2 separate regions of the Homo sapiens genome follow, and region 1 is linked to region 2. The links are chromatin contacts, found by Hi-C or POLR2A ChIA-PET in ENCODE. All regions are on one chromosome and are shown on one strand. Each heading gives the region's core, a stretch centred on a gene start or an enhancer-like site at or near the end of the contact. The rest is flanking DNA. Distances are from core to core; before and after follow the strand shown. Region 1 overlaps RRAGD (Ras related GTP binding D). Region 2 overlaps PM20D2 (peptidase M20 domain containing 2).

What was found. A loop is a pair of places that touch in the nucleus more often than their neighbours do. ChIA-PET counts read pairs that join two places held with the same protein, here RNA polymerase II (POLR2A). Pooled maps may share reads with other maps.
Region 1: a loop to region 2 is called in a pooled map, with 2.1 times the contacts of the local background. The contact joins two enhancer-like sites. A Hi-C loop is called at or near these places in 2 of 50 pooled maps. POLR2A ChIA-PET finds 5 or more read pairs at or near these places in 3 of 52 experiments (H1, activated T-cell and activated naive CD4-positive, alpha-beta T cell).

The regions. Positions count from the first base shown.
Region 1 is chr6:89,369,629-89,375,928 of GRCh38, reverse strand. RRAGD (Ras related GTP binding D) reads left to right here. Exons shown (of 7, transcript NM_021244.5): 6 at 3,344-3,492. Among named protein-coding and RNA genes, the nearest start is that of UBE2J1, 20 kb to the right of the region's middle. RefSeq lists enhancers at 1-331, 332-832, 2,926-3,045, 3,416-3,635, 3,545-3,839. Within about 2 kb of position 3,693, at least 8 of the 41 ENCODE cell types and tissues checked have a DNase peak (open chromatin) inside an H3K27ac peak, as active enhancers do.
Region 2 is chr6:89,158,411-89,164,554 of GRCh38, reverse strand. It overlaps PM20D2 (peptidase M20 domain containing 2), which reads right to left. Exons shown (of 7, transcript NM_001010853.3): 5 at 6,095-6,144; 6 at 2,665-2,772; 7 at 1-2,446. The coding sequence ends at 2,292. Among named protein-coding and RNA genes, the nearest start is that of PM20D2, 15 kb to the right of the region's middle. Within about 2 kb of position 2,439, at least 8 of the 41 ENCODE cell types and tissues checked have a DNase peak (open chromatin) inside an H3K27ac peak, as active enhancers do.

The sequences.
Region 1 (6,300 bases), core at 2,444-4,943, 210 kb before region 2:
AAGTTGTTCATGTAAATGATGTTAATCAGAGTTACTTTTACCCAGCTAAAACAAACATGGGGAGGGAGGGGTTAGGAGGAGGTGGCCTGGCTTTGCCGTCAGATTGGTTTTTCTGTGGTGGAGTACAGTGTTCTGAGAACCCACAGGATTCAGTAAGAACCAGTCTGGGTCACAGATGGTTTGTGGGCTCTGGGGTTTCCTCAGATTGTTTGCTGGAGCAGCAACAAGCCAGTCCTGTTAACCAGCAGGAGGCAGGGTTGTGTGCAGAGCCTGGGGCCCTCTTAGGCAATGAGGAAGCAGGTGCCCTTGTAACTGGAGGCCTTGCTGCCCCTCCCCACCTGCCCAGTGGAGACCAGCAGGCCCTAGAATCAGGTGACCTGGTGCCTCAGGAATCTCTCAGCTGAGGCTGTGCCCCAGCTGGCAGCTCTGTGCTCACTCATGCACACACATGCACACGCACATATATGCACACACACATGCACACACTTTAAAATATGTTCTATCTTCATGTGTTTTCATTGCTTATAGATGAAAAACTTGAGTAGTAAAACAGTTTTTGCAGTTGCAAACCTCATCAATTTCTACTTGTAATTTTTGGTGGAGTCTGTTTTTCTAATTTGTTTAATGTTTACCTTTTTCTGATTGTGAAAGTAATACATGCTTATTGCAGAAAATACATAAAAGTCTAAAGAATAAAATTAAAGTAGCCCATAATCTCACCACCTAGAGACAGTCAGTGTTTACATTTTATATAGTTTGTTCTTATTTCCATGTGTAATTTTTAGGATAATGAGATCACATTTGTATGTGAAATTTTTCATCCTGCTTTTTTCATTTAACATTACCACCTGATAATTTTCCTGTATTATTAAATGCTGTTAATAAACAGTGTTTAATATCTATATAGTATTATATTTACTTGGAAATTTTAAATGCTATTTTCTTCATTGGGTAAAACATGTTAAATGTTTCAGTTTCTTGTTCTCAGAACATTACTTATAAGCAAGAGAGATTGAGCCTTAAAATATAGTAGTTAAAACAGTGCAATGGAAGTTAATGAATTCTGTTAAAGCATCTTTAACATTTGATGTCCAGCACTTAAAAGGTTTTTCTTTAATGTTTTGGTAGGTTATAGTGAGTTGAATCCTTTAAAAAAAACAAAAAATACGAACTTCCACAATTTACTTTTTTTTTTTTTGAGATGGAGTTTCGCTCTTGTTGCCCAGGCTGGAGTGCAATGGCATGATCTCGGCTCACTGCAACCCCCGCCTCCCGGGTTCAAGTGATTCTCCTCCCTCAGCCTCCCGAGTAGCTGGGATTACAGGCATGCACTACCACGCCTAGCTAATTTTGTATTTTTAGTAGAGACGGAGTTTCTCCATGTTGGTCAGGCTGTTCTCGAACTCCCAACCTCAGGCGATCCACCTCGGCCTCCCAAAGTGCTGGGATTATAGGCCTGAGCCACCGTGCCCACCCTCACAATTTACTTTTAAGTGGCCATGTATATGGCAGCTTAAAATACTCTCAAAACTAAAAACCTACATTTCCTAAAAATACTCTTGTGCAATTCAGGCTTTTCATTAAATCTGGCTTGATACTGTACCCCCTTGTGTATTTACAGGATTAAAGCATTAACTTTGAAATTAGCCATATCTAGGTTTGAGGTCCTGACTTTACCCCTATCGTCAGCTTTGACCAAGTTATCTTATTTTCCCCTAGCCTCAGTTTCCTTAGAAACTTAGAGGATTCTTATAGCAGACAGAGGATAATGCATTTTAAGAACTAAGAATGGTTAATATCACATAGTAAGCTTTAATAAATGCTAGTTCTCAGTGAATGTGGTAAGGTTTAACACAATTCCAATTAAGTCAAATTTCTGGTCAGTTATTCATAAATTTGGGGAGTAAAAATAAATCAGAAAATTTATGTACAGTTTTAGGTAAGGGGGAAAAGGTTTAGGGAAGTGTCCTTTGCCTGTGAGGAAAGGATTCATAACACTTTTATTACACAGGTATCTTCAGAGGGTCCAGTTTCAGTCATTAAAGCCATGATAATAAGTGTGTATTTTATGTTCTCAGCATTATGCTTAGTGCTACATATGCATTATTTCATTTAATCTTCATTAGAAAACTTTGAAATAATTACTGTTAGTGTACATATGAGGAAATTGAGGCTCAAAGAAGTTATTCGACTTGTCCAAGCTCACATAGCTAGCAAATAAAAGAAATGAGATTCAAACCCAAGTCACTTGTGTCTGCACACCACACCTTTTCTTAAATAGACCTATATATCTTTTTTTTTTTTTTTTTTTGAGACGGAGTCCTGCTCTGTCACCCAGGCTAGAGTACAGTGGCACAATCTCGGCTCACGGCAACGTCTGCCTCCTGGGTTCAAGGGATTCTTCTGCCTCAGCCTCCCGAGTAGCTGGGACTACAGGTGTGCGCCACCACGTGGTGCCTGTCTAATTTTTGTATTTTTAGTAGAGATGGGGTTTCACCCATATTGGCCAGGCTGGTCTTGAACTCATGACCTCGTGATCTACCTGTCTCCCAAGTGCTAGGATTACAGGCGTGAGCCACTGCGCCTGGCCAAATAGACCTATATATCTTATTTAACTCTTTATTTTGAAAAAAAGTTAAAACCTACAGAAAATATACAAGGGTAGTAAAATGAACTCCTGTATAACTCTTCACTGGGATTCATCAGTTTTTACCAATTTGCCATATTTGCTGCATCTCTCTTTTTCTAATACATATTGTGTATCTATTTCTTTTCAGTGAACCATTTGAGAGTAAATTGAACCAGTTCACAGTTCAGCAAATTTAGCATGGCTACATTATTATCTAATATATAGACGATATTCAGATTTTACCAGTGGTCCCAATTCTATCTTTTATAGCAGTTTTTCCCAATTCAGGATCCAGTCTAGCACTTGGCTTTCAGGTCTCTTTAGACTCCTTGAATTTGGAACATATCTTCAGCCTTTCTTAGTCTTTCATCAGACCACGCTTTTGACAGCCTGGCTATTCTAGGTGAGAAAACAAGAAGCCCTTGGCCACGGAGGTGGGGAGAGCTAACCTCATCCTTCAACTGGCTTCTTCAGGTGCCTGGAGAGTGTCCCAGCTGCTGCAGACAGCCACTCATTGTCAGTAGGAAATGACTGTTGAGGACTGTGTATGTTTTTGTGCCTGTGTGTTTCTGAGCTCTTTTGCTGAAAGGCACTGCAAGTGTAAACAACTTATGATTATCACTTTTTGTGGCTTAAAGCCGGTCTCTTGTCACTGGCTTACAGTTTCTAGTTCTTTCTCAATGGTCACATGTTTTGGTTTCTGTCCCCATTTAGTCTCAAAGAAGATGGAGCAGGAACCCCCTATGACAAGGAATCCACAGCCATCATAAAGCTTAATAATACAACCGTGCTTTATTTAAAAGAGGTGACAAAGTTCCTGGCTCTCGTTTGCTTTGTCAGAGAGGAAAGCTTTGAAAGAAAAGGTAACTTTTTGGTGTGATTTAAAAGAAGCATTAAAAGAAGCATCAGACTGCTACTGCATGTATTGTTTGTTGAATGTGGGTGGACAACAGCATAGCCCTCGAAACTTCCAGATGCCAGTCACAGGCCCTCTTGGCTTGGAGTTCAGAGCGGGGCGGGCTCCTGCCCCCAGTGTCAGCTTCTGGGCCAGTGAACTGGCCTGCCCTCTAGTGGTGCATCTGCGATTGCAGCGAGGTGGAAGTGGAACCCCATGATCCTCCCAGGGGCCTTGGCATCTCTGCTAGGGGGAAGCTAGTTGGGGCACTGTTGCCAGGCTGTGAATGAAGTCTCTTACCAGGGAGCAGACTCCCAGCCTATACTGAGGGTGGAGGTCTCCACTTTGCTCCACACCTCTAGAAGGTCTTAGGTAACCGTGTGATCTTTTGTTCTTCCCATGTAAAGGAGGGGACAACAGGTGGTTTGACTTCTGTTCAGCCTCAAAATACTTCTTAAATCTTCAGAACACAGGGATGGCATCATGATTCCGGAAAGGGAAGACCATGAATATATTTAACTCCACCAAATTTTTTTTAGGATCAAATTCAGTTTTATTTTGAAACAAAAGCAATTAAACTAATTTCCCCCTTCTATAATATCTAAACAAAAGTTACTAACAGAAGTCCCTAGCTTACTGATATGGCTAGGGACTTTTGTTAGTAATAGGGTATGGTTTACTAATTTGTTGGGTAAAAGAAAATCTCCAACAAATAGTTACATATCCTGAATATGTTATAGTAACATATCCTGAAATAGCCTTTTTCTTCTATATTATAAGCAATATAAGCCCATTAAATTAAAAATGCTTTGAAAATTTAGGAAAGTATGTAGAATAAAACCAGGTATTTCACCATCTAGAGCTAAACCCATGTTAAATTTCTGGGATTTTCTTTCTCCCTTTCTCTCTCTTTTTTGAGACAGGATCTCGCTCTGTTACTTAGGCTGGAGTGCAGTGGCACAGTCATGGCTTTCTGCAGCTTTGACCACCCGGGCCCAAGTGATCCTCCCACCTCATCCTCCCATGTAGCTAGGACCACAGACACATGTCAACAACCTGGAATTTTTTTTTGTTTTTGGTAGAGATTGGGGTCTCACCATGTTTCCTAGGCTGGTCTCAAACTCCTCGGCTCAAGTGATCCTCCCACCTCGACATCCCAAAGTGCTGGGATTAAAGGAGTGAGCCACCACGTCTGGCCCTTCTCTCTTATTTCCTCTCCCTCCTACCCTCGCTCCTTTTCTCCCTTCCTTCATTCCTTTTTTTCCTTCCTTCCAACAAAACTGGGGCCATATTGTCTAATATAGTTTTATATTCTAATATAGTTTTATATTTAATACAAATATGAAAATATTTATATTTTATATTACATATATTTCACTTACGTATATCATGAAATTTTCCTAATTCATTGGCCATGAAAACTTAATTTACATTGTTTATTTTTATCAGAAAAGTAATAGATTCTTTTAGAAAATTTAGAAATAATATTTAGCAAAAAAACAATAATTATCGATGTTTCTCATTCAGATAACTACTCTTAACATTTCCTGTATACTTTTCCAGTCCTTTCTTGCATATGCATTTTCTAAAAGGACTATGATAGATTGTATGATGAATTCTACTTTATAACCTTCACTTAAATTATTACAGACATGTTTCCAATTCACCGTCTTTTTTTAACCACATCATTTTAATGATTGTATTAGATTCTTCTATTTTCAGACATCTATGTTGTTTCTAGATTTTAATGTTATAAATAATATCATTATGACCTCTTTTGCACTAAATATTTATGTGCATCTTTGGTTGTTTCCTAAGGAAAAATTTAAAGTGGAATTACTTAGATCAAAAGGGTAGGCCCATTTTGGGGGCTTCTAATGCATATTACCAAAATGTTCTTCAGAAAGATTTTCTGGTTTTATGCTGCGAAGAGAATATGAATACTTATTTTGCTGTGTTCTTATCAATATTGGGTATTAGTATTTTTAAAAGTTGTTAACTGAAAACTGGTATATTATGTGAATTTACATTTTCTTGCTGCTTAGTGATGTCCTGTATTTTTCCTGTGTGTACCATGACTGACCAAATTGCCTTTTGTGTCCTTTGGCCTCAGAACTGTAAATTAAATGGTGTTCATCTTTTACTCCTTATTTTCATCTTGCTAGAAACAAGAACAGATTATATAATAGATCACGGAATTTTAAAGATAGACAGGAATACACCTTGTTTCACCCTCTCATGTCACAGATGATTTTACTCAGGCCTAGAAAATATAAATGACTTTCTCTCAACATCACACCACCACTTTATGGCAGTCAGGGCTAAAGGTTGCTGGCCTCAAGTGATCCTCCCTGCTCAGCCTCCCGAAGTGCTGTGCTGTGCCTGGCCTCCTGGTGTGCCTGGTGCCTGGGTGTTTTTATTGTGCAGCTAGGGTTGAGAACTCCTGAACCAGAGAAGGATGTGGGGCCTTATGAACTGTAGGTGGGGTGAAGAGAGTGTTTATTTTGTTTATGTCTCTGTTCATGTATTTTCAAAAACTTTTCATGAGGGTTGAAATAGCAAACACTGTTTATGGATATTTACTGTCTTTAAAAAGCCTCAGTTGTGAACTTTTACTTAAAATTCCAAACACAGCAAGATTACTGTTACATTTTGAAATGTGCAAAGATATGTAAGTTAAGGTTTGTCAAGAACAATAGGGGCGGGTGCCAGTGGTTCATGCCTATGATCCCAGCACTTTGGGAGGCCAAAGTGGAAGGATTGCTTGAGCCTAGAG
Region 2 (6,144 bases), core at 1,190-3,689:
CCTTGTTTTAAGTCCACGCTCCTGCCACTGTTTACAAAATTTGATTTAATGATCAAAAAACTATTGGTTGTCACTCTTCTGTTACAACAATCTTCCTTGTGAACTGCCACCCAGTTTTTACATAATAATAACAAGCAATAGAAAAACCAAAGAAATTATGTTAATCTTAGCTCTTCCTTTGCAAGTGTCTTTTCTTCTTACACCCAGTGCTTAGAAATAGGCACTCCTCAACCAGTGTTCACTGAATTCAACTGCTGAAATTGTAACAGTTAAATTATCAACACAACTCTTAATAAATAAACATTCCTTTGGGAAATTGTGGGAAATCAAAACACTTTTAAGTTTATACAAGTATTCATAAACATAAAATATTCTAGTTTATCCTAATGCCCTAGCTCTTATGAGTGCTATAGAGGCAATTAAAAAGGGAAAATTTCTTGAGTAGTTCACATGTGGAGAATTTGTTAAAACCGAAAAGCAGTCCAAAATTTTTAAAAGGCATACTAAATATTAGCTATACTCACTATTACATGGTATATAGCAATTTAGTAATTCATAGTACCACATATTTTACTTTAAAAGCAGGTCCCATATTAAGGCCTGCTTTTAAAATTGCCACTAAAAAGAAAATATTTTCAATTTGTATATTTAAACCATTAATTTAGATAACATCTTTTAAAGTCTACAAATTTAACATAGCCAAGAGTTGGTATTTGAGAAAAAGGTTTCAGTACAGGGTGTGAACAATGAAAAATTATAAAGGCATGTAATAAAAATGTTCCATAAAAACAAAGATACCTCAAGCAGGTCCACCTATACCTCTAGTTTAGTTTAGAAACTAATTCAGTATTTTAAGAATCATATAATTTTAAACTTTGCACTAAGCCTAACCTTTTTAAAAAATGGTCAGGGCCAGGTGCAGTGCCTCAAGCCTGTAATCCCAGTGCTTTAGGAGGCTGAGGTGGGAGGACTGCTTGAGTCCAGGAGTTCGAGACTGCAGTGAGCTGTGATTACACCACTGCACTCCAGCCTGGGAGAGCAAGAACCTGCCCATTAAAAAACCAAACAAAAATGGGCAGGTGTGGTGTCTCATACCTGAAATCCCAACACTTTGGGAGGCCAAGACAGGAGGATTGCTTGAGCCCAGGAGTTTGAGGCCAGCCTGGAAGCTACAGCGAGCCCCTGTCTCTATTATGTAAAAAAATAAAAATTTTTTTAAAAAAGAGGTTTTCTTATGTGTACCTGAAGCAAAGTAGTAAGTATATCTTTTCTTCTCCACGTTGTACAAGAGATGACTGTAAACACAAAATTAAAACTCATCTTAGGATCATGGTCCATCCACGAAGCTACTTTAAACTCTGATGATTCCAAGCAAGGAAGCAATATTTGCTTATTCAAAAAGTACTGAATATTCAGAGTAAGCAATATGCTAGATACTGTAACAATTTAAAAATACCAACACACATGTGTATTAAAAAGACACTGGCAGGCCGGGTGCGGTGGCTCATGCCTGTAATCCCAGCACTTTAGGAGGCCGAGGCAGGTGCATCACCTGAGGTCAGGAGTTCGAGACCAGCCTGGCCAACATGGTGAAATGCCGTCTCTACTAAAAATACAAAAATTAGCTGGGCATGGTGCCACACACCTGTAATCCCAGCTACTTGGTAGGCTGAGGCAGGAGAATCACTTGAACCTGGGAGGCAGAGGTTGCAGTGAGCCGAGATTGTGCCACTACACTTCAGCCTGGGCAACAGAGCGAGGCTCTATCTTAAAACAAAAAAAGGAAAGACACTGGCTTCAAATATACAATCTGGTAGAGGAATTAATATACGATTAGAGAACAAGTTTACCACCCTATACCACAAAACACTCTCATGGGTGTCAATTCTGAATATAAGGTTTGAAATCTCTTAAGCTTTTAAAAATACACATAACATTTAAGGCTTACAAAAAGGTTTACTAACATATTTTATAAAAATGATGCCATGTATCCTCCAGGTTAAGAAATGGTATCACTACTGTGAAGGTGAGTGGTTGCGGGGTAAAAAAAAAGAAAGAATGGCATCACATACCAGCTCCTGTAATATCATAATCCTATCAAGTACGGATTTGCAAAAATTTTCACTTTAGATATGAGGTAATTAATATGTTTTCTCCACACCCTGTCCTCACTTATCAGGTAAAAAGAATTTTACTCCTTTAAGATTAAAAAACAAGCATGCCTTCATTAAAAGAGATTAAAAGAAAAAAATCATCACGTCTTCTTGATTTATAAGTGGCCCCTAAGTCTTTTATTCTACTGCATTTACAAACTGTTCTTCTTGAAGTTTCAGTTTAAAGTCCTCTCTGATTCCTTCCAGTAACTCTGGTTTAAAAATAACATCCAGTGCCGTCATTGCCAGAGCTTTGGCCGTCCGCAGAGTGTAGAACTGAGCTTCCTGTGACCCTAAAAGGTAGAGAAAATAAAATACCTCCTTACTTATTTAAGCTGTATTTAATTTCACAGGTTAGCTACCCGTATCTCAACTGGCTCTCCAACTGCCCACCACAGTGCAGTATTTACTGAGGTGATGTTATGTAGTGAAATAGTAGGTTAAACAGAAAGGCAGCTACTACCAGAAGAAGAGTGTGTGTGCCAAAACAGTCACATCCAACAACACTTACCAGCAGCTTCAGTGTACTGTTCAGTATGATTCAAGGCATTAGATCCAATGTGAAAATATGGATGAATTCCAGGAACCACAAAACTAACATTTCCAAAATCCGTAGATCCTTGGAACACACAAAGTTAAGAAAAGTCTATTTAAGTATATGTGGTTAAGTATTCTGGAGTTATGAAGTCACAGTCCCTGTTAGAAGAGACGCAGAGAAGTGAGCTTCTTGGAGAGTTGTCCGTATGCTCATGCTTTCATGGGCTCACCTTCCACTGAGTCTGCCACCCACTCCCCTGTATCAGTCACATCTCTCATGAAGGTCACTGCAAACCTGCCCTCACCTTGTCTCACGGCTTTTACTGGCCCTCTTGGCCAGCACTCCACACTGCCACCTACTCCCTTTCTTCTCTTCTGTGACACAGCACTTGCATGGCTTCCCTTCTGCCTCTCTGATGGCCCCTTCTTCTGTCTCTCTTGGGGATAGAGCCCCCTCTACCTGACGATGAAATAATAGTTACGGGAGACTCCATTCCAGGCCCCTTTCTCTTCTTACTGCATATTCTTTCTCAAGATTTTGTCCGTATGTATTGCTTCAAATCACCACCAACTCAAATCTCTTCCCAGTCTCTGCTAAGTTCCATGCTCATACATCCAGTTGCCAGCCTGGTATCTTCTCTTGGATGTCTTCAAGGTAGATCAAACTTAACATATCTAAAGTCAAACTCATGATCTTTCTCTTCTACCTCCACTCCACCTATCAACAGTACCTGCCAAATATCTCAGAATCCTAACGCTCTTTGCATCACCATCACCAACACCTGTCCTCAGCCTATGCTATCATTATCTCTTGCCTGAACTAGAAGTTTCCTAATTGGTCTAGCAGCATCTACTCTATTTGCCGTCTTTTTTTTTTCAATCTTCATTCACCTTTCCAACCTGATCTCATACCATGTTCCCACTACTCTCGATGCCCTAGCCGCTCTAGACACTCACCATGCTCTCCCTGTCACAGGACCCTTGCACATGCTATCCCTGCATCATCTCTGTAACTCTTACTTAACCTTCAAATTCCATCTTAAGCATCATTTCCTCAGCAAAGCCTTACTTACTTCACCTTCCCATAAAGTGAAATTCCTCTAGCATAAGCTCTCACAGAGATGTATTACTCTCCTTTACAGTACTTTTTAATTTTCCATGTATTGGATGATTTGGTTCATGCTTATGTCAGAAACTAAATTATGAGGCTGTATGAGGCAAGAAATAGTATTTGAAATGACTGTGCATCTAGCTTCTCACAGGATTGACACACAGGCACTTGTTGAATAAATCACAGTAAAAACAAAGCCTTATGTTCACTCAATGGATATTTACTGAATGTTTATTACATGTCAAACACCATGCAGGCAAAGTGAGACTACACAGTGATTGGTAAGAGAATAAAGGAATATGTGACAAAGAGTAGCTAACATTTATCTGGAATACTACGTTCCAAACACAATCCTAAGTGCTTTGTATGTATTCTCATTAATATTTAGAACAGTTTCCATTTTAAACATGAAGAAACCAAGGCTTATGGGTATTAAATAACATGCCGATAGTCTCACAGCTGCTAGTTATGTGGTAAATGCAGACTGAGGCCAGACTTTGAGGCATAGTAGCCTCTATAGAAGTACTGCTTCAGAAAATATTCACTAAGCACTTAACTGTGCCAGAAACGGCTCCACACACTGAGGATGCACAGTAATGGGACATCAGTGAACAGGATGGAAAAAGCCTCTCCAGTGTTTAAAGAGTCTAAAGAGTCTGAGTGTAAAAACAAAACAAAACAAAAAAGGATGGACAAAAAAAAACCTGTTGCATATTTTAAGATCTTACTTGTGGAACTAGACCCTAGAGCCCACAAATCATACCAAAATCACAGCCACTTTATCCTACTGTTTTGTCCATTATATAAAACCCAAACCCGGGGTAGAGCAGGCCATGTGTCTTCCCTTCTTCAGCTAGACAGCAGAAACCTGCTAGGGTAAAAGAACAGAACCATGCTGAGCTGAGCTTTCTTGCTGTCCAGAACAAAAGAAAACATGAAACTCTGATGTCCCTGGACAACTCCTCTCAGTGGCAATTCTCTCTCAATCCCTCAGCCCTACCAGCTCAATGCTCACTGTGTGCTACTTCCTAGAGGGAAAGTCTCTGAACTCCCTGACCTCCTTCCTAAACATTACATCTACTTCTCAAGTATCTTCCCTTAAAAACTATTTTCTTTTCCGTATTTCCCTCAAGCTTGTATCCACTCTTTCTATTTTCCTTGAAAGCTAACTCTCTTGAAAAAGAATAGTCTTCATTTGCTACTTCCACTATCTCAGCAGTCAATGCCCTGGGTAGAGAAGTGAGACCCAGCATCTGGTACCACTGGTCTTATACTATTTTCTTCCAGACAATTCATGAATTTCTAATTACTAGAGTCCAGTGGACACTAGACCATATTCATCTTATTCAGTCTCTACAGCACTTGACATGATTTATGCCTCCTTCTCTTCTGTAAGTTTTCTTCTCCCTTGGCTTCCATGACTTCTCCTCTCTCCTGATTGTCTGGCTTTCTCTCTGACCACTTCGTTGACTGCCAATGTCTGATCTCTGGGAATCTTCTTCCTCTATGTATTTGGGCAACCTCATCGACATCTATGTCTTCTATATACCTTTCATATATGGACAACTCCTAAATCTCCAAACTAGACATCTTTTTGGGTTCTAGATTTAACAGGTACTGAACAGCTCCACTTAGAAATACTATAAGCACCTCAAGTTTAACATACTAATAATTTATAACAACCCCCTCTTACCCTAACCTGCTCTTTCTCTTGAACTCCTTATCTTAATGAATGACACCGACACCCCATTTTCACCACCAAGTCCTTTTGGGCCTACTTCAACAACATCTATTTTTAAAACAGATGATACATCTCTAACTTGCAAATGTATTAGTAATAATATGCTTTTAAAAGGAAAAAAAAACTAACATAACCCCAAATATGCTTATTTCAATTCTAGCTGTCTGTTGCTCCTCAGAAACTGAAAATGCCCCAGATAACTAAGTACTTAGTAACCTGCTTATTGTGATGACTGAGAATGAATTAAAATTCTATATCCCACCTTAGCAACTTACTTAAAAATTAAAACTAACGAAACTTAAACACTAGAAAATATTTAGAATACAGACAAAAATGTAGGTTGACTATTTCTAAAATCAAGTCTGCTCGTTTGACATTCTACACTCACTTAAGAGTCCATTAGTTTCTTTCCCCTAACCATAAAGTTTGTGAAAATATTAAAAACGTCAGTAGTACCTCCCGACCTCCCAAACCATTAAATACAACCAATTTAACCAAAGATGGTATTTCTCTTCCTCAAATAGCTCAATATATAAAAAAACACTTAATTACCTGAAGGGCCATTCAACATTGTATCTTCTGAAATGAACTCTATTCCTAGC